Regions from separate parts of the Mus musculus genome. Here region 1 is linked to region 2. A link is a loop called in an ENCODE intact Hi-C map of the cell type or tissue named here. Cell type or tissue: heart. All regions are shown on one strand. Each heading gives the region's core, and the rest is flanking DNA. Links, peaks and the distances in the headings are about the cores only.

Evidence for each region. Hi-C counts contacts between places; a loop is a spot of excess contacts. Peaks named below come from ENCODE experiments on the same cell type or tissue, not always from the same donor. Only the 100,000 strongest peaks of a DNase experiment are listed, where the experiment ranks them.
Region 1: a loop joins it to region 2, with 8 times the contacts of the local background. A loop is called at or near these places in 23 of 42 quality-filtered maps.

What each region holds. Positions count from the first base shown.
Region 1 is chr4:126,832,094-126,847,022 of GRCm38, reverse strand. It overlaps AU040320 (expressed sequence AU040320), which reads right to left. Exons shown (of 21, transcript NM_133886.2): 9 at 14,801-14,929; 10 at 11,324-11,552; 11 at 10,265-10,388; 12 at 9,604-9,736; 13 at 7,276-7,424; 14 at 6,226-6,377; 15 at 5,779-5,917; 16 at 4,388-4,547; 17 at 523-665. Among named protein-coding and RNA genes, the nearest start is that of Gm24161, 21 kb to the right of the region's middle. In heart, for the core only: a CTCF peak has its summit at 6,931 (motif pointing right); DNase peaks (open chromatin) are centred at 6,912 and 8,032.
Region 2 is chr4:126,593,262-126,608,190 of GRCm38, reverse strand. It overlaps Clspn (claspin), which reads right to left. Exons shown (of 26, transcript NM_175554.4): 26 at 14,288-14,929. Among named protein-coding and RNA genes, the nearest start is that of 5730409E04Rik, 9.1 kb to the left of the region's middle. In heart, for the core only: a CTCF peak has its summit at 7,623 (motif pointing left); no DNase peak of the experiment used is centred there; H3K4me3 peaks cover 604 bases; H3K27me3 peaks cover 978 bases.

The DNA.
Region 1 (14,929 bases), core at 3,853-11,852, 240 kb before region 2:
CAAACAGCTCCAACGAGTCTCCTTTGCTGTCTGAACCAGTGATGCTCAACCCTGCATGCCTCCACCACAGAGTGACGTCATTCCAGAAACAATGCATGAAATATTACCAGTGATGCTCAGCCCTGCATGCCTCCACCACAGAGTGACGTCATTCCAGAAACAATACATGAAATATTACCAGACTAGGTGTGAAATCTATAAGAGCTCACATTTTCTAAATTAGACGTATGTATGAAAACCTTATGGAAGAGGCCTGCAGTGGACCCAACAGCAGCTGACTGAGGCTGCGCTGAGGGACCATCCTCCCACCATGCCACGAGGCCAACTGTCAGTTCTTCAGCCTCAGAGTCTCAGCTTTATTAATGCTGCCTGCCTTCAAATCTTAGGGCGATGGTGAATTAGAAGGCTGGATAAAATAAAGATCCAGTTATTTTCTTACCAGGCTCACAGTTCCCCTGTGGGCCCCGGGGTGAGTCCCCATGGGAATGTTTGTAGGAGCTGTGCTCACAGCCCACAACTTACTGACTGTGCTGATTTCCAGGGCTCTGAAGATGAGGAAGTCAGCCTTCTGCTTCTGCAGCTCGCTCTTGAGCATGGCTGCCACCTCATGGCCTTTGAAGAGCTGGTGGGGAGGGTCGTTCTGAACAAAAAACAACATCTTGGTGCTGCAGAGACAGACAACAGCGTCAGTGTGCTTACACGGTCCACACAGAGACAGACAGCAGCGTCAGTGTGCATGGTAGCAGCCCTAGCCACATCTTCAACTCACCCTGTGTCTGTGACAGACATAGTACTCAGCCTTTGGTGACATGCACTGCCACAGCAGGCCAGCAAGAAAGGGGTTCTGTCCTATCTTCATGTTACAGAGGACAACACAGAGAGGGCCCCAAGGAGCAGAGCCAGATTCCCCATCTGTTACCCAGGACCCTAACGCTTACTCCTTTTTAAAAGATACTCTGATTGCAGGAGGCTGCCGTCCAAACAGTCAGCAGGAGCAGGGAGAATAGGGTCTGGCTGTGCCTCCATCCCTGCTATCAGCCTTTGCAAGCTAAAACAGCCAGGCACCTGGGTTTGTAACCGGTCACACGCAAAGCATGTCATTGCTTTGTGAATGTCAATGCTGGAAAGATTATCTGTAAACCAAACACTGAATTCTGTGATAGCAAAAGGGCAGGCCCTACACAGCGGGGCTGCTGGTTTGAAATGACATCACTCCAAGCCCAGAATCCATTTGCTTTCTACCTGTTGTTTGAACTTGTGACTGCTCCCTCTGCCTTAATTTCAATCTCTCTGAGGGCCTGCCCCTTAGTACCATAAAGCAAACCTTCCCAGTCATTGGGCCACATGGATTCTAGATACAACCAAGATACTGACTCATCAGTATGCAGGACAGCTGAGGGTCCCAAGTATCCCAGGGGCCCTGACCAGCTGCTTCCAGGACAAGCTATGCCAAAGTACAGCGGCACCTTCCACGTATGATGTAAAGTTGAGCTGTCCTGTCCTTGACTTAAAGCTAACAATGGGTCCTGCAAACTCCAGACCCTAGCCTTTACAATAAAAGATGGGAATTCATTAATTACCATTTCCTCCTGTGATCCACCGGTAAAGATTTTATTTCTGCCTTTACCAGTAGCGCTGCCATCTTTACCCCCTCTCCCACAATACCAATCTCTACTAAGTCATAGCAGCAAAAATGTACCAAGATCATAGACCCCAAATCTTCCAGAGATGCCACAAGCCATCAAGTTTCAAAATAAACTTCTGGTAATACCCACCGATCAGCTAGCCAGGGAGGTGATGCACACTTTTAATCCTAGCCCTTGAGGGTGAGGCGGGTGGACCTCTCTGAGGTCTAGTCTACATAGCACATTATAGGTCAGTGGGGGCTACATAGTGAGACCCTGTCTCAAAATGAAATAAAAGCAGACAAACAAACCATCACTGGTCAAGTACTATGTATTATAGATTCACACAGACATTGTATTAAAATTTTTTACTACACTTATTTGTATGTGACTGTGTGTGGAGCTCAAGAGGCAACTTATGGAAGCTGATTCTCTCTCTCCACCATGTGAATCCCAGGAACTGAACCCAGGTCATCAGGCTTAGCGTCAATCTCCTTTGTCTACTGAGCCACCTCTTGGGCCCACATTGTCATATTTAACCCCCAACAGCAATGCTATAAACTAGGTGCTAGAGCTTCCACAGGTGATAGGCAGTCGTCACACTTCCCTGGTGGGCACCTACCAGTGGGGTAGGTGAGGACGGCCCTGTTTCTCTCTGCAGTGCACATGTCCCTCAAAAGAGGAGCTCCCCACCCACACCAGGTGTCCCTCCCTGCACTGATGGCACGGGTGCTCCTACCTAGTCAGCTCCCAACACCGTGATCAACCTACCAGCTGTTTGCCCAGGGTGCTCCCTAGCCATGGACACAGCATTCTTTTTGTTGTTGGTGGTGGTGAGGTTTTGGTTTGGTTGTTTTGTTTTGTTTTGTTTTGTTTTGTTTTTCAAGAAAAGAGTCCTAAGTCTGGCAAGGTGGTTAAGAACTCGCATGGCTCTTGCGGAGAAGTTAGACTCCCAGCACCCATGAGGGAGGTGGCTCACTACTGTGTAACTCGGGCTCCAGGGGATCTAGTACCTCGGCCCCTGCAGGCAGCTACACTCACAGACACGTGCATATGTATGAGAAGTTAAAACAGTGTCCTAGTGACACAGCAGACTCACAGAAAGCTTGCACCCTGAGAGGTCCAGCCCTACCCTACCTGAGTCACAGTCTCTTCGGATGAGGCCTGGGCCCCAGTTGGCTCCCTAAACCCCCAGGTGACTGTCACGTGAGGCTGGGGTAACTGCTTGCCCAGGATGCCCCAGCTTCAGCTCTGATTCCAAAGCTGCTCAAAGTTAGTGTCCCTCCCTGGAGCTGCTCCCATCTGCCACCCCTCACCTCCTACAGAGACAGGAGGATCTCTGTGAGTTTGAGGCCAGCCTGGTCTACAGAGTGAATTCCAGTATAGCCAGGGCTATACAGAGAAACCCTGTCTCAAAAAGTAAAACAAAAACCAAACAACAAACTAAAAGGGTACGTCTATATCCAGCCTCCACCTTCTTCCCGCATCAGTGCTTGCTCTGAGCCACCTCTTCAGCCCCAGCTTCCAATTCTGTGCTCTCAGATGGTAGCACTGTCTTTTTGGCAGTCTATGTGGCACTCTCCTTGGGCTAGTTTTGTGTTTTCACCGCACTGCTGGCAGCCCCTCCAACTCCCAAATTCCATGGCCACTTCTTCCCTCCTCCAATAACCCTGTCTCTCAGAAGGGCTGGAGAGATAGATGGCTCAGCAGTTAAAAGAACTGACTGCTCTTCCAGTAGTCCTGAGTTCAAATCCCACGCCACATGGTGGCTCACAACCATCTGTAATGGGATCTGATGCCCTCTTCTGGTGTGTCCGAAGACAGCTACAGTGTCTTCACTGTATAATATATATTTATTATTATATATAATAAGTAAATCTTAAAAAAAAAAAAAAGAAGGTCTGGAGGCAGGAGGTTCAAGGGTTCAATGCCACCCTGGGCTACATGAGGAAAAAGTCACCCTGAATTCAATAGTCAAGTGTGAGTTCCTTGTCATCCCTAATATTAGTTCGCAGGCTGAATCACTGTCCAGCCCCAGTCACCTCATCTCACAGGTGCTGACCCAGGCACAGCACCGCCCTCCTCGGGCACAGCACTGCCCCCATGGCTCCTTCTCATTCCTTCTCACCAAGAGCTAAATGAGGGCTCTCATCTTGTTGCTGCTGGACACACCCAGAAACTCCCAACTGCTCCCCTAAAACCCCACCCTTCTTAGCTTCCACACCACTCACCTCCCTGAAAGCAAATCTCAGCAGGGATTGCCTTGCTTTTCAAACTAACTAACTTGAGCTCCTTTGTATGCAAGTCTCCCAGTCTCCCCGGTTGCACCTCTGAGCACATCCTGCTTGCACTTAGGGGGGCCCACTGCCCACACGCTCCCTTCTCAACCCTTTAGTTCTCATAGGCTGGGTAAGGCAACCTTTACTTCTGGGCACACCTCCTCCAGCCCTCCTGGGAGAACTAACTGCTCTAGCTGTTTCTTTACGGCCACACAGTGGCCCCTGCTCTGCAGTGAGATCATAAACATACTTCTCTCCATCCCAGACTAGAGCTGACACACGGGATCTCTTCCGCCCCTCTTCCCGAGCCTGTCTGAGCATCTATTACATGACCACGGCCTGACTGGCAGGATGCACTCCTGAGCAGCTCCTGGTTGGAGCTCCTGGTTGGAGCGCCTCCTCAGCCTGGCCCACTGCTGCTCCCCTGGGAAGCCTGAGAACCCCAAGGCCTTCCTATGGTCCCCACATTCATTATCCGACTACCTCTGCTCCGTGTACGGCTGAATCTTTTGCACAATGATGTCGGAATCCAGCACCCCCAGGAGGACCCCAATCTGGCGGATGAGCATCCCCTTCAGCCTCTCAGTCAGCTGACTGACGTTCACATCCAAGATGATCTCCACTAGGTTGCTTTTCCTGGGGTCTGGAAAACAGGAGGATCAGTCATGGCTTCAGAAGTGGGCGAGTTAAAACAGACCTGCCTGTCGCTGTGTTTGCTTTGGCACAGAAGGGGAAATGGTGGCAGCAGTTAGATGTCCCTCAAGTGGGAACAAAGAGGAGTTTACTCCTAGCAGAGCCATGGGAGCTGGTTTAAGGCTTCCCATTACCCTGAGAACTGTCACACAAAGTGCCAGGATGAGGCACAGGCCAGGGAGCCTCAGGGGAGGTAAGACACGGTGGTCTTTGCGTCACCAGCCCTATCTGACACTGACAGGCACAGCTAAACTCTCCATCTATGTGTCCCCTGAGCCAGGGACATGCTGTACTTTGTTTATAAATATGAGAGACACCCCTCTGTGCACGCCTTCTCCCCACCCCCACCCCAGCCATCCTAGCAGGGAAAGTCCAGGAAGTCAAGAGATAGCTTGAGCACCATAATGTTTTGTTTTGTTTTATTTTTAATTTTACTTTATTGGTGTTTTGGCTGTGCGAATATATGTCTGTGTGTCTGTGTGAAGGTACTGGAGCCACAGACAGTTGTGAGCTGCTACCTGGGTGCTGGGAATTGAACTCAGGACCTCTGGAAGAGCAGCCAGTGCTCTTAACCGCTGAGCCCCAGCGCCATATTGTTAGCCTCTAGCACCTGGATATGGCTACGCTTGCTGGCCAGATCTGAAGCAACTATAAGTTGCTCAGGAAACCTTGAGTGGAAGAGAGTCAGGGTGCACTATCTGTAGCCTGATTTTGAACACAGATGAGACCCAGTGTGTCTCAGCCACTATCCTTCCTAGAGGCAAGGCAAGGGCTGACTGTCTTCCCAGGACCCTTCCCAAGATAGAGGCCATGCCTGAGACTGACCTAGGGCCCATCAGTCCTGCCCACTCCCACCCTTCCCTACCACAAAAACAAGCTTCTGTTTAAGGAGGACATTTATTGCTGAAACCCTGAGAAGTGTGCCGACATCGCCTCACCTTCCCTGGATTTTCAGATAAAGCCTGAGGGTCAACTTACAAAAATAAACTGTTTTCTGCATCTCCATGCTGATGAGACATCATGACTCACGCTATTGCTGTGCTCAACTTCCCATGGAACCCTGGTCGGTCATGCACAAAGGAGCAGGTGCTGGGCCCAGGCTCTGCCTGCCTGACACACTGCTGTATGGCTCGGGGCAAGCCTGCCCTCTCTGGGATGGAGGCCTTGCAGGCGGGGCTCACCAGGCTTCACTTCCACTGTCGTCCGGTCTGTGTCGCTCTCGCCCTTTGCATCTGTCACTTTCAGGTGAAACGTGTAGGTCCCCTCCACCAGGTTGGAGAGGAAGAGGACAGGGTGGTGGTCAGAGTGATTCAGCACCTCCTGGGGGCGGGAACGACATGGCTGTGCTCTGGGACAGAACGCCACCCCTTTCTTGGAGTTAGCTATTGCTTGAGCCACACAGCTCTGCTGGTGGACAGTCACCGCACTGCCCGCCACAGCTCCTAGGGTCAGGAGAGCCAAGCCCCTGAGCACAGCAGTTGTAGAATGACCCACGGGAAGGCCTCCCTGACTCCAGAGCACAATCTCAGTCTGATATCGGGGCCTGCATGGCTAAAAAAGATCCTGGAGGGTAGGAACCCCCTCTTCACCTCCCCCCTGCCCCGTCACATCCTGACACACTCACTCACCCCTGCGGCTGGGCTCGTCTCATCTCGAGTCCACAGGTAGCTGACTATCCCCTTGTCATCTGAGGACCTCGAGCCATCCAGCTCAGCTGTGCTCGTGGGCAAGGTCACCACCACGTTCCCAGCGATCTTGGCTACTGGCGGTTTGTTTATTTCTAACCAAGGAGACATCAACGACATAATGTGACATTCTGGGAAAGCAAGGCTTCACGTGCAGAGCTGCTGAGGAGCTCAGCACAGAGAGCACCTCGAATAGGGAGCTGTTAGTGCTTATCCAAGAGTGCAGAGCAAAAGCCACGCAGAGGGGACAGCATGCCTCCCTCCTGTGGCTCTACAGCAGGTCTCCACTTTAAAGGAATTTAGTGACTAGAAATGAAGACCAGGGTGCTTAGAACCAGAGGCTCAGGCTTTGCTAGTTAACAGCATAACCTCCTTTCAAGCGCTACTCTTGGTGTGTCTTCTCTCCTTGTGCTTCATAAGAAAAAGAAGAGTGTGACCCCTCTAAGCTGCGGCCCCACAGACTCTATGGCATGGAAGGTCGTCTTGCCAGGGTGTTCCTCAGCTTAGTCAGCACAATTCTGTTTGGATGTCACCCGCTGACGAGGTGACTTTTCTACTACCAGTCCATGGCCTCTCCCAAGTCCTCCCCAGACCCTGTGAAGCCAAGAGGACAAGGCAGATAGATGTTGGCCAGAGGCTGCAGTGCAGCCGCCATCCCAGCTCCTGCCAGCAGGTGTCACTGTAGCTATCAGAGAGTCACAGAAGCCCAAGGACTTAGCATAGAGGCAAAAGCAAAATGCAAAGCAAATAGCTGTCAGTGCTTTCCATTTCATGTAAGAAGGAAGAGCAGGAAGGCGGCGTGGGGCTGGGGCCAGCGGGAAGGGAAAGGGGCTTTAGAATCAGCAGCCACTCTCAAAGCTCCCTTCCCGGAGACTGCTTTTCCTATTTGCCTCTAAATCAATCCTGTACCACATAAGACAGGGCGGACTCCTGGGCTATCCCAGGAATAGATAGACCCACTAGGCTGCTGCACATGCCCACAGCAAGACGCACCTTCTTTGACAATGACATTAACGGAGCTCTGGCTCTGTAGGTTCCTCTCATCTTTGACAGTCAAGGTGAATACATAAGTCCCGACTTGCAGCCCAGTCACAGTGGCGACACTGCTGTTGGCATTCTCCAGCTGCACCCCGTCAGGTCCCCTAGACGAGAGAGTAATCAGAGGGCGGAGTCGTACCTGTCTGCTGCTCCCCTGGCAGCAGGAAGAACAATTATTACCTCAACTGAGACAGGAACAATTGTTTCCCAAACCCTGACAGGAAATGTTTAAAAATATTCCGTTTGGAAAGTATCACTTGGTCCTAAAACACAGGCTACTTCTGGTCAGAAAATTCCACTCCTCAGCTGTCAAGCACATCTCGGCTTGTCTTTTATATGAGCTTCTAGAGCATTCCACCCTTATTATTCTGGCTTATATAAGCAGTAAGTCCTCTGAGCAGCTCTGGGATCAATAGGGGGCTCTAGGATGAGGCTTCTGAAAAGCGTTTCTGGCCCCGTAGCTAGTGTGCTAGCAAAGCAGCACACTGCACTTCTTATCCACAGCCCTGAGCCGCCCTTCAGCCCACCCTGGAGAGAAGTCAGGGAAGGATGCAGGCCAAGGGGGCCAAGGACCTCTCAGGATGAAGCCATCTTCTCTCCATATCGCAGACTCCTCTAGCCCTTGGACAGCGCCACAAAACACCAGGACACTAACTACATCCTGCCTCCTTCGCACTGAGTCTCAGCACAGCGGCCTGCAGCAGGCTTCTGGCCAGCACACAGGCAAGGGCTGCACACATCCAGAGCCCTGCACACCCACGCATCCTTCCAACTAAGGACACCCAGAGAAAGCTTCCAGCTCCTAGCTCTGCTTTTGAAACTTATTACCTCTGACCCCAGCGGCTTCTCCTGAATCAGTCTCATCTAGGAAGCTCCACTAAGCACTATTTACACTGCAGCCACTGCTGAGCCTCTGCTTGGGGGCTCATCAGGTCTGCTTACAATAAACAGCTACAAGAAAAACACATCAGCTAAGGGAGACCCAGCTCTCCAGGGCAGCTGAGGAAAAGGATGTCTACTGCCTAACACGGACTTCCTAAGTAGATATTAAAACCCTTCCCCACCCACCTCCAATGCTGTAATAAGATCTCACTCTCTCTCTCTCTCTCTCTCTGTGTGTGTGTGTGTTTGTGTGTGTGTGTGTGTGTGTGTGCGTGTGCGTGTGTGCGTGTGTGTGTACACATATGTGTTAGGGGTAAACCCAGCCTGTCTTTGTGGCTGCTGTTTTGGAACTGGAGAATGTTTTCAGCTTCCCTAGAATCCCTTCAGTTCATGCAGAACTCTGGATACAAGTTAAATTCCATTTTCTATGGTTCATAAAAGCTGAAAGAAATTGTACAATCAGGAATAGCTCAAATAGGTAATTACAACTTAAAAAGAGTAATTTTTGGCTGCAGTCTTTGATCTTTGGCTAACTTAACTGAAAACCAAAGTCTCTGAAGAGCAGTAACACAGGCATGCTTTGCTTTTTGCTTTGCTTTGCTTTGCTTTGCTTTGCTTTGCTTTGCTTTGCTTTGCTCTGCTCTGCTCTGCTCTGCTCTGCTCTGCTCTGCTTTGCTTTGCTTTGCTGATGAAGGTTCAGTTCCTCTCAGGAGCTGCCTGCCCACTCCTCAGTTAGCCTTACTAGTCAATTTTGAACAATGGTATCTTTCTGCTCCATTACCTTCCAACCTGCCTCTCAAGTGTAACGAAACTATGCATTTAGCAGATGGGTGGTGCCTGCAAAAGCCCAAGCTCACACAGTGGGGCTAACTGATGATATACATTCTCTCTTTTAAAAAAAATCAGAAAATCTTTCTTAAGAGTTGAACCTTAGGGGCTAGAGAAATGGCTCAGCGGTTAAGAGCATTGAGCCCTCTTCCAGAGGTCCTGAGTTCAGTTCCCAGCAACCGCATCTGTAATGGGATCTGATGAACTCTTTTGGTTGGTCTGAAGACAGTTACAGTGCACTCACATACATAAGATAAATAAATCTTTAAAAAAAAGAGTCAGCTGGGCGTGGTGGCGCACGCCTTTAATCCCAGCACTTGGGAGGCAGAGGCAGGCGGATTTCTGAGTTTGAGGCCAGTCTGGTCTACAGAGTGAGTTCCAGGACAGCTACAGCTACACAGAGAAACCCTGTCTCGAAAAAAAAAAAAAAAAAAAAAGAGTAGAACCTTGGGATTGTAAACCTTTCTTTCTCACTCTCCGGGAGAGACTAGTAAGAATGAGTCAACTCTCAAAAGCAAATAAACCCTGCTGCTCCATGGCTGGAAACTCTGCCCAGATGGCATCGACACTCACCGACTCTGCTCCCAAAGGTAAGAGACGACTCTCTGGTCATCTGTGCTCTTGCTGCCGTCCAGGGTTGTGCTGTCCACGGGCAGGGTCAGCTCTTTGTCTGGGCCTGCATCTGCCTGAGGAGGCTTGTTGTTCTCTAGGACAAAGATGCAGCCATCAAAAGCAGCACTCCAGGTGGCAGAGGAGAGGATCCATTGGGGCATCTGCTCTGGTAGCCATGGGAACTCTGCCTCTTAGCCCAGAGCATTACAAGATATGTGGGAGAGATGGATGCCATCAGGGGACTCACAGTAAAAAATGAAACTGAATCATGTCAAACAATTTTGAAGTTTTTACAGCTCACTACCTCTGAAATCTAATGCAGTGGGCTAAGAAGAGGTAGACACAGTTTTCTAGGCATTGAGGGCTTTGCAACAACCCTTTAAAACCAAGTAGCATTTGGTATGATGGTGACGCCATCTCCCAGGCCCTCACCATCACACAGTAACTTGCAAGGCAAGGACACACACTAAAGCTCAGAAGTCTTGTAAGGCAAAGGGTGAGAGCCGGGTGGGGTGACTCTCAGGCTCTGAGGGGCGACTGCCTGCCTTCCACTTCTCTGGCCTGCAGCCCAGAACTCCAGCCTGTGGCCCCAGGGCTGGCAGGATCCTGGGGAGGAGCTTACCAGGCTGCACAATCACAGTCACTTGGGCGGTGGCCTGTTGTCCTGCGGTGTCAGTCACTGTGAGCTGGTAGGTATAGTCTCCTTCTTGCATTGCGGACAGCTGCAGGGCTGGCGTTCTAACTCCCTACATGCAGAAATTCAGGCATGGGAAACGACTCCCAGGATCACAGCAATGCACACAGTACTCACTCGGGAAGAAATACTTCAGCCAGGTCTTTAAAACTAACTTGGTACTGGGGGTGTGTCCCTGGTCAGCACAACGAATGACCATTAACAGAACAGCGTGAGACATTGTACTATTAAGAATTTCTATAGATTCTGTGGCAGCAGAGAAACCTATCAAAACACATGAACTAAAGCCAGGTAAAACATGCTTTGTGTCATGCCTCTAGACACCTGAAGGTACAGAGCCCTTCCGGCCTGTCAGAAGGAACATTATAAATAACTGGAGGAAAGCCTGCAACACAGGAGCTTTCTAACAGCAAAACCTGGTGGCCTAGGGCTGAGTTCTGCTTGAAGGCATTTTGCTTGGCCTGTCGTGCTGAATGGTGGGAAATTCCACCCCAAAATCTCATTTCTGTCTGCTCTTAGCAAGACTGTCAACTAACACTAAGACCATCTCTCTGTGTGATAGCAGCAGGACCCAGGAAGCAACAGGTCCCTACTCGCCATAGCCGCCCAGGTTACTCTACTTGTTTAAGTGCCCTGTCTATTTCACAGACTTCTGGGGAGGGCATCTTGTAGCTAGATGATCTACCAGTGAGCTTAGGGAGGTTTGCACGCTGGTGGCATCTGTGTGGTGTGACTCTCTGGGTTGGGTCACCCATAAGAGACAAATTTCTTACCTAGCCTCCTAATACTAAAAGTTTCAGGTAATCTGATAATCAGAGGTCTAAAACTTTCACTAACCAGCAAATTTCTGAATTTGTTTGGGGATTTTAAAAATCTAAATGCACAAGCCTGACTTTGAGAATAAAATGGGGCAGAGAAAGCCTGAGCAGTTGATGGAATCAGAGCCTCCCTGTCCCCTGAGAGAGGAGGTATGGTGCGCCCTCCTACCTGCATCTCCACCACCTTCCCTTTGCTGCTCGGGCTGAGCGACCACTCATAGCTGGTGATGCCGTGGTCATCCGTGCTCTGGTTTCCAAAGAGGGTGATGGAGTTCTGAGGCAGGGTGATCACTTGGTTGGGGCCTGCATTGGCCACGGGAGGGTAGTCCACAGCTTTGTTCACAGTCAGGCTTGCAGTGGTGGAGTTGGTAGCCCCGTCAGAGTCGACAACAGTTAAGCTGTTGGGAGAGAAGAGTTAGTAGGGAGGAGGACTGAACATCAGGACCGAGCAACCCCAAGGCGGCAGGAGTTTCCCTCCTACCCATCCTGCTGCAGAAGCACATTAATGTTAGCGCTGAAGGTGACTGAGGCTTTCCTGTGAACCAGGCGAAGTCCCAGATGCTTTCTATCTAACTGAACGACCACAAAGGCTCTGGAAAGTCTAACCTTCGTGTTCTCCACACCCACAGGAAGAGATCACAGCTTGACAGCAGTGGCTTCAGGATTTGTAACCCAGGTCCTATATGCTAGCAGCAGTTTGTGCTGCTGCCTGTGTCTATCCACTTGCTGAGGCATGTTCAAACATTGCAGAGTATATCATGGATACCAAAGCCCAGAAACCCTGGCTGGCCTCGAACTCACAGAGATCTGTCTGCCTCTGTTTCTGTCTCCGGAGTGCCAGGATTACAGGCAAACACCTTAGCCTGCTCAGAAGCCCATTCTTAGGGAGGAATAATCCCTGGCCTCCATTCCTACAGAGCTCACAGACAGCACACCACGCTGCCTGCAGCAGGCTCTCCACCCTTGTTCTGTTTCAGCCATGCTGAAGCACAAAAATGGGCGTGGACACGCTGGGCACAGAGCTCTGGGACAGACCACGAAGACGCGTTCCAGAAAGGTGGGAGCTTGAGGTGGCAAGGAATGCTCCTACGCAGCATGCCCACAGTATGTGCAGGGAGAAGCCGGGTTTATAAGAGCAGACTTCCACCTAGACGATGCCTTCCGGCTGAACAGCCTAAAGCTTCTCACACCACCTCAGAATGTGAGCATAAGGGAGCAGGGAAGTTGGGATCCTTCCATTTTGCTGACAGAAAAGCTTTGAAAAGACATGCAGTTTGTTTAAATCTCACCAGCAGCCTCAGACATAGCCAGACACCTGTGGAGCTTCCTTCCAGTCTTACCTGTGGTCTGTAGGGCATTCTGGGTATTGTAGCCTTTATAAGAAGGCATAGATGCTTGGACTCTTAAACAGGCTCAAGTATTGGACAAAAGGATCATGGGACTCAGCCTCTTCCCCCAGGCCCTGACTTCTCACAGGTCTGTGACTGTTGACGCACTACAGTCACATGGGCCATTGCTGTTGTTTCTGACTATTCTGGGATGGTCCTTGGGGGGCCCTCAGAGACCTTAGAGAACAGCACCTGGCTGCAGGGCTAGGGCAAACTAATGCCGCGCAAAAGCAAGAGTGAGAAGATCAAACAGAATCAAAAGCCCAATCTCATCATATCATAGATTTAAAAAAGCGTCACTTCCTACCCCCATCTATCCCACATCGTAGGTTACCACGTGGTGAAGAGCTCAGACTCTGAAGGCAGACCACTGTGTGACCTTGGGCAAGCTACTTAACCTTCTGCCAAAATTACCAAATCTGTAAAATGAGAATAACTAGAATTCCTGTTTAAAGGATTAAATGAGATAAGAAATCAGAAAAACACTTTGCACACAGTACATGTTCCAAAAATAGTGGTCATTCCTGTCACCTTTGGCTTTGTTTGGTTGGTTTGGTATTGGGGTTTTGTTTTGTTTTGTTTTGAGCTGGACTTGCTATTTAGCTCAGTATGAGGTCCCTGCTTCAGTCTCCCAAGTGCTGTGGTTACAGGTCTGTGCCACTATGTCCAATTTTGTCGTTATTTTTAAAAAGTATCAACTTAGCCCAGGGTAAATTCTATGTTAAGAGGGAAAGTTCTAAGAAACTTAAGGTAGACATCACTCAAAATTCCCATTCAAGCCAATGAGAGGGCCCCAGGCTGCACTGTAGACCACTGCCCCCTCTTGTACTTTAAGAGCCAGTGAGAATGCCACCAAGGAAGGGCACACGTACGGAAGGGCTGTGCTATGATGTCAACTCCGTGTGACCAACAGCATCTAGAACTCAGTAACCCATGGAGGACAGGCACCGTGTATGTGTGTGTGTGTGTGTGTCTCTCTCTCACACACACACACACAATCTTCAAATAGTAAATACTATTCTTTGAATGCCCTTCTTAATCTGTTGGAGTGCCGTCTACTTTATAGACCTCAGTTTCCATGAGGCACTCTGTAATCTCTCCAGAGGAGGGCATGTCTCACCTTCCTGTATATTCAGTGTCTCAGCAGCATCTGCCACTGTGGAACTCATGTCTCTGTGTGTGTGTATGTGTGTGTGTGTGAGTGTATGTGTGTAAGTGCATGTGAGTACGTGTATATAAGTGTGTGTGTGTGTGTGTGTGTGTGTGCGTGCGCGTGTGTGTGTCCCGGGGTGAAGTGGGACGATCCATGACTGGAGGATTAGAAATCTTTTGACCTCTACTGTGTGACTCAGAGGTTACTAAATACAAACGACTTTCTCTAACCCTATCATCTGCATAAGGAGCATGATACTCATTGCAAGTATACCGCAGCATAAATATGCAAATATAGGGAATGCCCTAGAGTAAGCCTAAAGCCTCATTCTCTTTTAAAAAATTTAGTTATTATATGTAAGTACACTGTAGCTGTCTTCAGACACCCCAGAAGAGGGCATCAGATCCCATTACAGATGGTTGTGAGCCACCATCTGGTTGCTGGGATTTGAACTCAGGACGTTCGGAAGAGCAGTCAGTGTTCTTAACCACTGAGCCATCTCTCCAGCCCCTAAAGCCTCATTCATAACACACATTCTAAATGTCAATGCTAATTCTTGAAAGGATTTTCTTTGAATCAAATCTTTCAAAAAGTTCCAATAAAGAAAGATTCCACAAATCGCCTTCAGACTGCTAACAAAACATAAATCCCACCAGGTGTGGTGGCGCACACCTTTAATCGCAGCACTCGAGAGGCAGAGGCAGGCAGATCTTTAAGTTCAAGGCCAGCCTGGTCTAAAGAGTGAGTTCCAGTATAGTCAGGACTACACAGAGAAAACCTGTCTCGAAAAACCAAAAAAGAAAAGAAAAGAAAGCTGCAGGCATCTTACTCGGGGAAAGCATTTCCCTGGGGAAAGAACACTTGTGGATGTCGGTGGCGGTGTCGAGAGAAGAAGGGCCCTTCCCCAGCTCAGAACCCTGGGAGGTGTTTGGGTCCTCCAGACGTGGCTTTTCGAAGGAGAACGCAGAGGTTCTGCAGAGACGATGTCCTAAGAAGCATCCCTAGTGTGACCACTCACACAGCACTGAATTCTCCACCAACCGCAGTGCAAACCGCTGCTTTCAGTCACTCCTATAGGGCGCCTCGAGGCCGAGGCCTACTTTACCTGAAGGTGTAGTTCCCCGGGACGAGCTTACTAAGTTTTAGTATGGCTGTGTCTTCAGAGATCTTCTCTTCTCTCAGGGGCCCCTTAAGCTCTTCCCAGTGGTACTGGACAATTTTATCGTCATCCGTG
Region 2 (14,929 bases), core at 4,043-12,042:
AAAGAAACCATCTCTGTGTTCCTGGCTAGAAACATTCTCCCCTAGACACCCAAACTTCCTGACGCAGCAGAACCTAGGATCTCAGAAACAAGAAGCAAATGCGCAAAGTCTTCAACTGCATACGGTACTGAACCCTTCCACTACATACATACATGCATGCATACATACATGCATACATACACATATGTATTTACTGAACCCTTCCACTACATACATACATGCATACATACATACATGCATACATACTCATATGTATTTACTGAACCCTTCTACTACATACATACATGCATACATACACATATGTATTTACTGAACCCTTCCACTACATACATACATGCATACATACATACATGCATACATACTCATATGTATTTACTGAACCCTTCTACTACATACATACATGCATACATACACATATGTATTTACTGAACCCTTCCACTACATACATACATACATGCATACATACACATATGTATTTACTGAACCCTTCCACTACATACATACATGCATACATACACATATGTATTTTCTGAACCCTTCCACTACATACATACATGCATACATACACATATGTATTTTCTGAACCCTTCCACTACATACATACATATATGTATTTTGATTTGGTTTGGTTTTGTTGGGGGGGGGTGCTTCTTTTTTTGAGACCGAGTCTCACTGTTCAACATGGTAAACAGATTTATAGATCCAGGCCAGAGAGCCTTGCTGTTCTGCTGTTCCTGCAGGAGGACAATTGTTTGTTCCCAGTACCCATGAGGCAGCATACAACTGGCTGTAATTCCAGTTCCAGAGGATCAGACCTCGTCTTCTGGCCTCTACATGATCATCATGCAAGCAATCAGTCATACACATAAAATAAAAGTAAATATATCTTTTAAAAAAAAGACTATAGATAGAGAGAGCTGGAGAGCTAGCTCAATAAGAAGAGTAGAAGTAAGCGTACTTGTTGATCTTGCAAAGGACCTGGGTTCATTTCCCAGCACCCACACGGGGGCTCGTGATAGCCATAACTCCTCTTCTAGGGGACCTGACACACTCTTCTGGTCTCCACGGGCAACATATGTGATATACATGCTTACACACAGGCAAATACTCATACTCAAATAAAATTTAAAATTTAAATAAAATTTAAAATTGTGTACCAATTATGATTGTTGGTTTGAAGACTATAGTATACTTTGCATCATAACACCCCAACCTGGTACAGCTCACTCAATTCCATTGTTCTCTGTAGACCAAGCTGACCTTAAATTCCAGATTCTGCTACAGCCCCTGGAGTAGCTAAGGGTGATAGATCTATGTCACCAGGCCTGGCTTCTATCATCCTATAAAACTAGTTGGACTGAACTTGATGCCATATACCCTTAATCTCAGCACTTCAGAGGCAGAGGCAGAGGCAGAGGCAGAGGCAGATGGATCTCTGTGAGTTCAAGGCCAACCTGGTCCACAGAGCAAGTTCCAGGTGAGCCAGGGCTATACAGTGAGACTCAGTCTCAAAATAAGAAGCACGCTCCCCCCCCCCCAACAAAACCAAATAAAAAACAACCCCCCCCCAAAACAAAAAACAAACCCCTGCCAGTTGCTTCCAAATGGCACAGTGACACATAAGCCAAGTGGATCCAAGAGACAGTAGCCTCTTGGTCAAGGGTGATGTTGGCAGGAGACACTCCAGCATTGTATAAATGATGCATACAGCGATTCCAGCTGTTCCAGACTTCCCAGAAACATGAGACTGTGGAGACCGAAAGGCTCAGGTAGCCGTGGCTATCTATGTCTGGAGACAGAAGAAAACTGTTATTCAATCACCAGCAGCTTCTCCAGTCGGGATGCTGAGGGATCCATCTCCCCAAACATAGAAGTATCTTCCACTGCATTCACCCATCTCCTTGTATAGGCCAGAGACAAAGAAACCACAAGCTAACCAGGGCTCAGCTGCAGGCCAGGCCATCATGAAGACCTAGAAGTGAACATCACAAAGATTGGCAAACAGGATGGGGGCCTGGCTCAGCTCATCAAGTGTTTGCTTCCTGCACAAATTTGAGGACCTAAGTTTGGGTCCCCAGCACCCACATAAAAGCCAGGCAATGGCGTCATGCACCTGTAGCCACTAGCACAGGGGAGGCAGAGACGATCCCTGGGGTTCACTGCCTAGTCAGAATAGCTGACATCAGATAAGTCCAGGTTCTTGAGAGACTCAAAAAATCAGGTGAAGGTTGCAGGCGAGGTGGCTCAGCAGGTAAGAGAACTGGCTCTTGCAGAGGATTATGGTTTCCGTTCCCAGAACCCACATGCTGGCTCACAACCATATGTACTGCAAGTTCCAGGGGACCTAAAGCCTTCTAATCACCCCAGGCACTAGGTACAAGTTCAATGCATGAACATAATTACAAGCAAAATACTCATTCACATAAAATAAACCTGAAAAAAAAAAACACGATAACGTACAGAGGGACATAGGAAGATACTCGAAGTAAATCTCTGGTCTCCATGTGCGTATACAGAGACAAACACACACACATGGGCATACACAATGCATGCACGCATTAGCTAGGGACAGGTGACAGAGGCAAGAGAGGCCAGCAGTGAGTAGCCAGGTTCAGGCCCCGGGGTCTGCGGTATCAGACAAGGAGAAAAGAGGAGAGGAAATTCCCCGGCAACAAGGACAAAGATGAGGGCTCCTAATGGGCAGGTGATGTCTCAGGGTCAGTATGCCCAGGAGGAGAGGGGTGGATGGGATCTTAGTCTTTGGGCTTCAGCAACCTAGTCCCTTCCCATGCATCCACTCACAAGCAGTGCACAGCCACAAAGTGCTCGGTTTAGATACTGCGGTAGGAATTCAGGACAGAATCAAGCAGTCTCAAAGGGCTCCTCGTTTAGAAAAGGAAACAGAGAAGAGTAGATGCCAGACTTGGATGGGCCCTGCGGCAGAGCTGCTGGAGAACAGAATGAGCACAGGAGAGAGGGGAAAGCTTCCAGAGGCTATTATCAGAGACTGGGCTTGACTGAATGGAAGTCACCAACACACAGCGTGTTCCCAGGGCACTAAGACGGCGTGTTCCGAGGGCACTAAGAAAATGGAGTATTGGGGGCTGGTGAGATGGCTCAGTGGGTAAGAGCACCCGACTGCTCTTCTGAAGGTCCAGAGTTCAAATCCCAGCAACCACATGGTGGCTCACAACCATCCACAACAAGATCTGACTCCCTCTTCTGGAGTGTCTGAAGACAGCTACAGTGTACTTACATATATTAATAATAAAATAAATCTTTAAAAAAAAAAAAAAGAAAAGAAAATGGAGTATTGGCCTGGCGTGGTGGCGCACGCCTTTAATCCCAGCACTCGGGAGGCAGAGGTAGGCGGATTTCTGAGTTCGAGGCCAGCCTGGTCTACAGAGTGAGTTCCAGGACAGCCAGGGCTATACAGAGAAACCCTGTCTCGAAATCCCAAAGTGGCCGGAACTTGGGGATGAAGCCGAGGTAGGACATTCGGCTGAAAACTCAGCTCACAATCCAGCCTGGGGCTGCAGGTTGGTAACTGGGGGAGTCCCTAACTACTACACTGCAGAACATCCTAGCCGTGGAGGATATACTTACTACTTGTGTTCACTTTCTTCTCTTTTCCTGATATCACCTGTCCACTTTCGCTGGCAGCTTTGGGAACTTGGACAAACATTTCAACCTTTTTACAGTAAGTATAAGGCTAGTGTGCCTTTTGAATAGTTGGACATAAGTTACCTGTGAACTTTGTTATTTGTGCTTCAAAACATAGGCACAACACTGAAGGATCTTTGACTTAAGCCCGAGAGCCCCAGGGCAGATTAGAAGGAAGATTGCACCCCAGAATTGGCTGTTCTTGGGAAAGGAAGGTCCAGGGAGCCTGTGACCTAGTTTTGTTCATCCCTTTTCCTCCACCTCTTAAAGGTAAAGGCCACCTTAGACTATCTCAAAGGGACTTTGTGACTTGGGTTAAAAAGTCAGCTGTTTTCTCAGATAGGAAATGAGAGTGGCCTACTTCTAAAACCAGAAGTTTTACACTTCTTTTTGGGTTTTGGTTTTGTTTATTGTCTTAGGGGCAGAAAAACAGTTTTTAGTGTTGGATGGGGTCCCAGTCAAAAACTCAGGGCCTCTTACATGCTAGGCAGGGACTCTGCCACTGAGCTGTGCTCCCACCCCTGGTGCTGCAGGCTTCACAGGAGCCACTAAGATGCCTGGGAATCACTCTCTATGTTCTGTGAACCAAAATTTTATTCCTGCCAGGCAGTGGTGGCACATGCCTTTAATCCCAGCATTTTCGAGGCAGAGGCAGGCAGATTTCTGAGTTCGAGGCCAGCTTGGTCTATAGAGTGAGTTCCAGGACAGCCAGGGCTATACAGAAAAACCCTGTCTCAAAAAACCTAAAAAAAAAAAAATTTTTTTTTTTTAATTCCTAGCTGGGGGTGGTAGCAGATGCCTTGAATCACAGCACTCGAGAGGCAGAGGTAGATGGATCTCTGAGTTCAAGGTGAGCTTGGTCTATAAAGCAAGTTCCAGGACACACACAGAGAAACTTTGTCTCAAAAAAAAAAAGTAATAAAGGAAATCAATAACCAAATATAGATTTTCTTTTTGTTTTTTAATCTTTTGAACAAGGTCTCACTATGTAGCCCTAGGAATGCACTATGTAGACCAGGCTGGCCTCAAACTCACCATGTAGATCAGGCTGGCCTTGCACTCACAGAGATTCCCTGCTGGGTTAAAGGCCAAGTGCCATCACACGCAGCCTATCTGAGATCTTCTCTCTTGATTTCTCTACCCCAACGGCTCATGAGAGGACACTGAGGAAGCCTTTATTTTTGTGTCTTGTGGGTTTGTTTTCATTTGTTGTGCTGAGGACTGAACTGGGGGACATCTTAGATGCTAAACCTCTGAGCTACACATCCATACTAAGGGCAGGTGTCATTCATTCACTCATTCATTCTTGTGGGGAAGGAAATGCAGGCACACATGTGCGTGGGACAACTTGCAGGGGAAGCCTGTTCCACCATGGATTCCGGGGAATGAAATTAGGACCTCAGAGTTGTACAGCAAGATTTAAAACAACAACAACCACCACCACCTCCACCACCAAACTATTACTCCATCTTTCCATCCCCAAGGAAGGTTTTTTTTTTTTCCCCTGGGACAGAGTTTCTCTGGGTAGCTTTGGCTGTCCTGGACCCAAAGCCTGCGGATGGTTTTAAAGTTCAGTGGGGCACAGTTTCAAACCCACTACACCACGAGAACCCCAGAAAAATGGATATTCTTTCTATCCCTACTCCCATACCCCAAGAGAAAAGGAACAAGGTTGCTGGAAACCATGGAAACTCTCTGTAACACCTTCAAGTAGTGAATATCTTTTCCCAACACCTTCCAAGAGATCAGAGAAGTCAAATCCACAGCCCGAGGTTGTGGAACAGCCCAGGGCCCACAGCGGGAGTGGCTAGATGAGAAACGGAACAGAAGGAGGAATGAGGGGAGGGGATGCCTGCTCGGTCTTCCTAAGCATACCCCTTCCTAGCAGCTGCTTCTGTAGGCTCCCTAATCCCCTTCCCTCACCTCCCTCACCCTATCCTCTGGCCGCCCACCTCTCCTCCACCCATCCCATTCATCAGTAGGAGAGCACCATATTAGTGCAGCGTTTCAGGGCCTGACAGATCCTTTCTGGGTGCCCCCCACATGTAACCACTTAACCCCTAGCACAAAAGGCCATGGTGAATGGGCTTGAAGCCAGTGGCTCGTGCGGAGGGGGAGGTCTCAATAGGATTTGGGGAGCTGGGTGTATAAAGCGCTCTGCTCCAGCAGCCCTCAATGGAGGAGCTGAAGTTAGGCATGTGCCGAGGGGAGGAGCCCGGCAGCTGCATCCCGCCCCTGAACAATGATTTATTCATTCTCTTGGCACGCTCAGAGAAAACAGGCTCCAGGGAACGCGGCCCCACAAATCGCCCTGGGCCTCAGCTAATTCCCACCACCATCACTGAAGTTCAGAGACCTCACTCCCAACCCCCATAATTCACTGCCTAATGCCTGAGGTTCCTCTTCCCTGTCAGGGAGGCTTCTCGAAGCCCTAGGTGGGGATGGAATGGGTCAGGCAGGTCTCCTCAAGTTCCTTCTGGTGCCCATCTCACAGCCTATAGAGACCCATGTATACTCCCCTCCCTAAAGTAAAGAAATAAAATTGCAAGGCGCGGGGAGGGGGGGGGAGAGGACGGGGGGGGGGAAGGCGGGGCAAAAAAAAAAAAAAAAAAAAAAGCAAGGCGCATAGGGTGGCTTGGTTTAGAACTGCCTGCACAGGGTAGGCCAGAGGAAGAAGCAGGGTGTTGAGTGGCTTAATCTAGATAAACTAATAGGCAGCAGGAAAGCCATAAAGGGTCGCTGGGTAAAGTGCGGGCTGCTAGCCAAAAGTTTTGTTCTTGCTGTCCCCACTCTTCTGCCAACTCACATTCCTGCAGCAGAATCTCTGGAAATGGTGGGGATTGAGAACCATAATAAAAATGGGTAAGGTCGCCGGGCAGTGGTGGCACACGCCTTTAATTCCAGCACTTGGGAGGCAGAGGCAGGCGGATTTCTGAGTTCGAGGACAGCCTGGTCTACGGAGTGGGTTCAAGGACACAGAGAAACCCTGTCTTGGAAAAAAAAAAAAAAAGTAAGCTCTAGGTAGACACGGTCGCCCGGGCTCCACGGAAAGAACCAATCCAATAAATAAATAAATAAATAAATAAATAAAACGTCACGTTTGTATCCCTTTTCATTCCTGAGGAATTCAATCTGTGAGCCCTTGAGGATGCTAGCCTTGGAGGTCATCAGAAAAGATGGGATTTCAGTGTTGGTGATGTTGATGGTCAGACAAGTAGTTTCTTTCTTTTTTTAAAAAAATTATTTTGCCTGCATGTATGTATGTCCCCTCTGTGAGTGCCTGATGTTTGGCTTTATAGTTGAAACCCTATCTCATAATATCAAGTACCCTTTGGTACTTGATATTATGGGTCAAAGGAGGGTTGTGAGCTGCCCTGTGGATGCTGAGAATTGAACCTGGGTCCTCTGTAAGAACATTCAGTGCTCTCAACCACCGAGCCATCTTTCTATCCCCAAGACCGGTAGCTTCAAAAACAAAATTATGACAAGCAAACCTGCCTTCCTGCCTTCATAGCTCATGTCACCAGGGCCAGACATTTAAAAAAATCATAATAAATAAAACTAAAAAAAAAAAAAATCAATAATGTTAGCAGAACAGGAGTGTCAGGTTGATGTGACCATCCTCAGACTGGCCCCTGGGCCTCTGAGCTCCAAGCTTGTAATTACCTTGTCACACAGAAAACAAATCTACTGTGGGCCTTCCCAGTGAGAGGTGGGAGAGCCCAGGCAAGGAGGTCGCCCAGTTGGGAAGGGGAGGAAAAAACAGGAAGACTGATTGATGCTCAGTGCTGGAGGCAAAGAGAGCTTGAAACTGACAAGCTAAAGCCTAGAGAACTCAGAAAGTTTTCTTCCTTCAGAAGGGCCCACACACCAGGGGAGAGGACACAGTGACGAGGATGGGACCCCTTCCTGGAAGCCTCAATGAGGTGATTACTAAGAGGCTGCTGCCCTCTGGTGGGCAAAAAGAGAACCCTCAACGCCACCAACGCTGAAATCATACCTTTTCCAGTGACCTCCAAGGCTAACATCCTCACAGCTTTAATTCCTCAGGAACGAAGGTGATAGATACAGAGTGTAGCACTCACTCGGAATGCTTACTAGGAAGTTCTTTTTGCAATGGCATGGAGTCACCAACCTTTAATCCTAGAACCCAGGAGGTAGAGCTAGGGGGATCTGTAAGACTACGTGGTCTGTGTAGTGAAGCTTGATCTCAAAAACAAACAAACAAAAAAGTGCCCTTGCTCTTTGACTGGGGGTGTACCAGAGCAATGCCTCAGCCCTGCATGGTAGTGCATGGTGCAAAGCTGTAATCCCAGCACTCAGAGAGCAGAGGAAGGAGGATCAAAAGTTTATAGCAAGTTCCAGGCTGGTGGGATGGCTCAGTGGTTAAGAGCGCCACCTGTTCTTCCAAAGGTCCCGAGTTCAAATCCCAGCAACCACATGGTGGCTCACAACCACCTGTAGGGAAATCTGATGCCCTCTTCTGGAGTATCTGAGGATACTACAGTGTACTTAGTTAGTGTTTTTTTTAAAAAAGTTTATAGTAAGTTCCAAGCCAGCCCAGGCAACATGAGACTCTACATCAAGCACACCAACAGGCAACCCCAGTTCCCAGTGAGATATTGGGCTCAGTAGCCGTGAAAACAGGAAAGAAACAGGATCAGGCAAAGGAAGCTGGGTGGTAACTTAAGCCTGTGGCAGTCTCAGGTCCCCATAGGAGCTCAGAGCTTAGAATGGCTCTTCTGAGTTGTCCCTACCTGATCTGAGCGGCCATGCCTTTATACACCCTGTCACCACTGCAAGGTGGTGTGGAAAGAGACCGGACCTTGCAGGGTGCCCTGTGGCTGAGACAAGTCTCAAAGGGTGAACACAGGAAGCTGTCCTCAGAAAGTTCCCAGCAGTAAAGCTTTTAGGGATGGGTTCACCCCACACACCAGAGCTGCTCACCAAACGTGTTAAATCGACCATAGGTTCAGCTTGAGCTACAAGCTCTGGGCTCCAGGCTCAGCGGGACAGTGTATCAGTCCCAGTTACTGGCCTGCTATGCTCTGAGCCTTGGGGACGCTCAGGCGAGCTTAATATTTAGATTGTGAACTCATTCACCCAGCTACCATTCACTGAGATTTCCTGGGCCAGGCCTGGAGGCAGACAATTTCCATTTTTTCTATTTAATCCTCACAACTGTGGAGCGAGCATTAAGTCAGATTATTCAGATGAGATCAAGTTATTAAGTGGCTTTCACAGTCCAATGACACTTTAAAAAATGATACTCACAATGGGACAAGTGTTATTTCTGCTGTCAAGGATTCTTCAGGCCACAAAAGGCCTTGGCTCTGTTCTGCCTGTGTGTGCCCTCTGAATAGGATGGTTTGAGGTTTGCAGTCAGAGCATAGCCTCGGCTGTAGCTAAGAGCTCTGTTCCACAGGCCCTGGCTTCAGCTCTTTCCTAACAGTGCCACTTCCCAAAGGTAAGAGAGCCACAGACTGGCATAAGTCACTGACAGCCAGGAGGAAGCAAGGGTCTGCATTCCAGAAACCCCTCAGCTCCCTGTATCTCTCGCTGATCTCTCTGTTCTGTATAATATGACAAAGACTGGGGAAAGAAAGCCATCAGCTGCTGCTGTGACAGCCCTGACTTGTTTTCATTCTTGGTCAATTAAGCCTTTCCGACCCTGGTAGTGTGCCTTTGTAAATCCAGAACTTGGGAAGCAGAGGCAGGTGTGGGAGTGTGAGGCTAGCCTGGGCTACACAGGAGACCATCTCAAAAAACAAAACCAGAACCTTTCAGCACACCCAGGCATCAACAGCAAGTAGTTTCCTCATTTTAGTTTCAATTAAGACGAGGGGAGGGATATTATAATTTCTTTCTGAAAATGACTGGAGACATTTACTCAATACTTCTCTCCTCCTCACTACACACACACACACACACACACACACACACACACACACACACACACAGAGTCTTCCCTCCTGGGCTCCCAGAACCTAATTTTTCACGTTTAGAAAACCCAGATGATTTTTGCCTGGGTCCATCTGGTTTTCCAAATAACCTGTCTTTTTGATAAATAACGTAAGTTAAATTAGACAAGACAAACAAAGAGAGGGGCGAACAAACAGCTTTCCCCCCTTCTCTCAGCCTCTGAGAAAAAGAGGGGGCTGAAAAGCCCAAAGCACAGTGCATGCCCAACCAGGCCCCAACACTTTCAACCCTCTGGACTGGGCCCAGTACTTCCCCAGCCTGGAGCCAGGGGCAGCTCTGTCACCCCACTGCTGGCCTGCTAGACCACCAGTCATAAGAAAACCCACCACATGCAGTGTTTCATCTGAACATTAGCAAAGAACCCAAGTGTTCGACCCCAAAGCTTCCTCCAATCACCCTTAGGCTGTGGCTACTTCAGAAGCCTCTTCTCATTATGTACCCCACCGCAGGGAAGGACGAGATCAATACACTGAAAATGAAAAACCTTTAAGGTGAGAGAAGATGGGAAGAAAGAGGGGACTGGCGGGCCACGGGTAAAACTAAGATGCTACAACTAAGAGACTGCCTTGTTCTCAAAAGGTTGGGAGACTGACGCCAGCTACACACAAAGCCAGGCCTATCTCCCTGGTTCACTGGGAGAGCCCTGGCAATACCCATAGGCCTCCATTCCTACACCTGTCAATGATTCAATACAGCACTGTCATTGGCTGCTGGATCAGCCCCATGGGCTGGGAGACTGAAGAGCTTTGCTGAGGGTGGCTTCCTCTACCCACAGCGCACCCAGGCATCAGCCCTAGCCCTTCCTGAGCAGCGTGTTAGATATGCAGTGTTAAATATGTATAATCATGCCACATTCCATTATACCTTTAGACCAACCATAGCCCAGTGAGCTGCATAGTTAGTGTCCATGAGCATCCTCTGGTTGCTGGGTAAAGTCTAGAGAATGATTTAATCTAAGGTCACACCACTTGTAAGCTAGAGTCTCACAGTCATCTCTACTACTCCATCCTACACTGGAAAGCTTTGTAAGCCAGCCAGGCATGGTGGCTCACACCCTTATCCTGACACTGTGGAGGCTAAGAGAGGAGTGCAGTAAGTTTAAAGCTAGCCAAAGCTACACAGCGAGTCTAGGCCAGCTATATTGGGCTATACTGTTACATTCTTACCTCAAAAATACAAAAACAGGAGACCTGACTGATGGCTTAGGTAGTTCACAGCCGGCATGTGGGTGCTGGGAACCAAACTCATGAAGTGTTCTTAACTGCTGAGCCTGATTAGCAGGTTAGTGGTGGCGCACGCCTTTAATCCCAGCACTTGGGAGGCAGAGGCAGGCGGATTTCTGAGTTCGAGGCCAGCCTGGTCTATAGAGTGAGTTCCAGGACAGCCAGGGCTACACAGAGAAACCCTGTCTCGAAAAAAACTAAAAAAAAAAAAAAAAAAAACCAAACAAAAAACAAACAAAAACTAAAAAAAAAAATTTACACGTATGTATGTATGTATGTATGTATGTATGTATATGAGTACTCTGTTTGCATGTATTCCTGCATGACAGAAGAGAGAGTCAGATTCAGACAAAAGAGGGCATCAGATCTCATTATAAAGGGTTCTGAGCCACATGAGGGCATCAGATCTCATTATAAAGGGTTCTGAGCCACCATGTGGTTGCTGGGAATTGAACTCAGGACCTGTAGATGAGCAGCCAATGCTCTTAACTGCTGAGCCAATCTCCCCAGCCTCGTTTACACAGGGTTTCACTATTACAGTCCCCTGCAGCTACTTCTAATTTATGGCAATCCTCCTGCCTCTGCCTATTGAGTGCTAGGATTATAGGCATTCAAAGCTTGTTTTTGTGGTTAGGGATTGAACCCCAAACCTGTGCCTGTTAAGCAAATCCCCTGCCCGTGAACACCAACCCTCCCTGGGGAGAGGTTTAAGTTAAGACAGTGCATCCTGCACACATTATGTATGTGTAAAGGTCACCTTCTGGCTGCTATGTAGATTGGATGCAAGAGAAGCAAAAGCAGAAGTGGGGACATCAGGAGACTACTGCAGTACCTGGGAAGAAGCTGAAGTTAAGAGCACAGCCCTGGCTGCAGAGCGGGAATAGGCGAGCTGATTCCAGATACAAGTTCTAAGAAAGAAGCTAGAGAAAGGCCTGGCAAAGGACAAGAATGCTCTTCATTCTTCCTACCTGAAGGGCAGGGGAACAGCGATAACTATTTCTTCAAGATTTATATTTATTATTTTAATAATTATGTGTTAGGGTGAGTTTGTGCATGAGAGTGCATGGGGTGTGTGTGTGTGAATTCCCCTGGAGGTGGAGTTACAGGCAACTGTGAGCCACATGACATGGCTACAGGGATCTGAACTCAACTCTGGAAGAGCAGCCTCTAAAGCATTAGAAATGAACTTTTAAGCAGGTGTGGAGCTTGACCTGGAGGATTGACCCATACCTTCATTCCTGATGGGTCTGCGTCCTTTGTCATCCTGCTTGGATTAGGCTGTTGTAGTTTCCCATTGACTTTAATCACAGGACATGGTAGTACTAAGAGACGCCCTAAGGGATCTCCTGCACTCCAGACATAATCTTGCTTACCACCATTGTGAAGAGGTAATCCAATTTCCCCATGGTAATCTGGATCTACCCCTCCTAACACTGTTATTCCTTTTTTAGCCTGTTGGTTTAAGGGCATTAGAAGCCCAAAATGACCAGGGGGAAGTCTGAGCTTCCAGTTCAATGAAATGTTTGTTGTAGCTCCTGTGAGACAGGGTTTCTCTGTATAGCCCTGGCTGTCCTGGAACTCACTTTGTAGACCAGGCTGGCCTTGAACTCAGAAATCCACCTGCCTCTGCCTCCCGAGTGCTGGGATTAAAGGTGTGCGCCACCACGACCGGCCTGGCACACGCCTTTAATCCCAGTATTTAGGAGGCGGAGAGGCAGAGACAGGTAGATCTGTGTGAGTTTGAGGCCAGCCTAGACTTCAGAGCCAAGTTCCAGGCTAGCCAGGACTACACAAAGAAATCTTGTCTCAAAACAAAACAAAAAACACCCAGCAACAACAAAGAAAAAAAAAAATCTTAAACCAGGGAGTTTACAGAGAAGTTGGAATGTCAGGGGATCTTACGGAGATCTGAGAGGCTTGGCCTCCAGAGATCTGGGGAACATAATTTGATACTTTATAGGAAGAGTCTACATAGTTTATACAACTGTGGACTGAAGTGGTTAGATAAGATAGAAACTGGATTAAATGACTTCAATACTGCCTGCCCCTAATTTCGTATACAATGAGGAAGAGACAAAGGATACTGACTTAGGCTTAGGCTCTAATTCCTTCTAATAGGTAATTTCCAAGATGGCGAAGCTGAGTCCTACGAGGAGTCAGAAGGACAGAAGCTGGTGGCTCAACACCCTGGACAATGGTCAGGCAGAATCGCTTCAATCCCTGGCAGGTATATTTTCATAGTGAAAAGTGACCTATAGTTAAAGACTACATTTTTTTCTTCTCTAAAGTGTAGCGAGAACTTCTTGTGCACTGTATGGAAGCACCTATTAGCTGAGGCAGAAAATAGGAGGGCGAAAGGAACTCTGGGATAGAGTTAGGCGTGGGGTCTCTGTAGGAGACAGACACCTGAAGCTGAGGAGAGGTAACTAACTATGTGGCACACATAGACTAGAATAAAAGGGTTCCTTAAGTTATGAGCTAGTGGAGGAACAAGCCCAGGCTTATGGCCTAGGCATTTATTCAAACACAAAGTCTCTGGGGCATTATTCTGGGAACACACAGACCAAATAGAAAACGGCTCAACAGGTAAAGGCACTTGCAGCCAAACTTCATGGGTTCAATCCCCAAGGCTTATATGGTGGAAGGAGAAAACTAACATTTGCATATTATCCTCTTATTCCTCCATGTGTGTCTACACATACACACAAGCATACACATGCACACATACACAGAAACAAAATACATGAGATGCAGCAAGAGTAAGAAAATAGAATGCATTTACCCAGAAACTCAGAAAAGCAATTTATTTCCCAGGTACTGATTTTTCTCTTCAGACACACCAGAAGAGGGTGTCAGACCCCATTACAGATGGCTGTGAGCCATCATGTGGATGCTGGGAATTGAACTCAGGACCTCTGGAAGAGCAGCCAGTGCTCTAACCACTGAGCCATCTCTCCAGCTCCTGATTGTCTTCTATTTAGTGGTCAGTTCTTTTTTTTTTTCATTTCTCCCAAGGAGAGCATGTGGAAAGGCTGGAATGCCTGCTCAGCCTAGGCAAGGCCCTCAGCGTGCTCAGGGGGATGAGGGGTGCCTATATTAGGTGCTTTTGATAACACTGAGAGAGCAGCAATAACTATCACCTCGGATCCAGAGTAACACTGAAGTACACGGAGGCCAGCCAAGGGAAGTGTCTCTCCGAGGAGGTAGAATGTATGAAGTCTCTCCACATGAGCAGCTCTGAGTTCAGACCACTGAGTGGGTTGTCTGATCACTTCCTGGGGATGGAGAAGCCAGTGAGGGGCAGCTGCAGCACCCTCTACGCTGGTCGCAGAGTTCCCGGGAGGGAGCATCCTGAAAATGAAACCCTCTCTCACCTTAGGCACTGACCGAAGAAATGACCACTAGAGCTGGACAGCAAATCCTGCCCACAAGGCAATGAGATTTATTGAAAACCTACATACATATTAAAACAGCTTTGTACACATTTCTCCCATTACAAGATTACAAATATACAAATGTATGTTCTGTCCAAGTCAGCATCCTGAGTATTAGAAAAACCCAAACCAAAAGCCCCAGCACCTAACAGAAAACCTACATCTTAATCTCATCAGTCGAACAGGCTGCTTTATGTCTCTCAATAAAGGACGGACACAACCTCATCCAACTTCTCACGCTCAGCTTTCGACACTGAAGCCAACGTTCACCTGCCATGGTTTTTGCAAAGCAGCACTGAATTCTGCTCTGATAGAAGAGAACTGGCCTATGTTTCTGAAAGCCAAAGAAAGCGACTAATAGCAGTTCTCTTCAACGTTTTTATTAAATTCTACTGGTCTGCTCTCAATATTAGTGATGAAATATTAAAATGTCCTCTGATGGTCAGGGCAAGAAACTCGGCCCCAAAGCAGCAATAAATAGTGGTCAGGTTTCTGCAGAAGGGAGGGAGGCTCTGGAACAAATGCTTTAAGTTGAAACTCTAGTCCTGGGGAAGGTGCAGAAAGGGAGGGATAACCTCTTTCTCAACTAGGTACCAGCTTGAGTCCTTATGTCAAAGGCGATGAAGG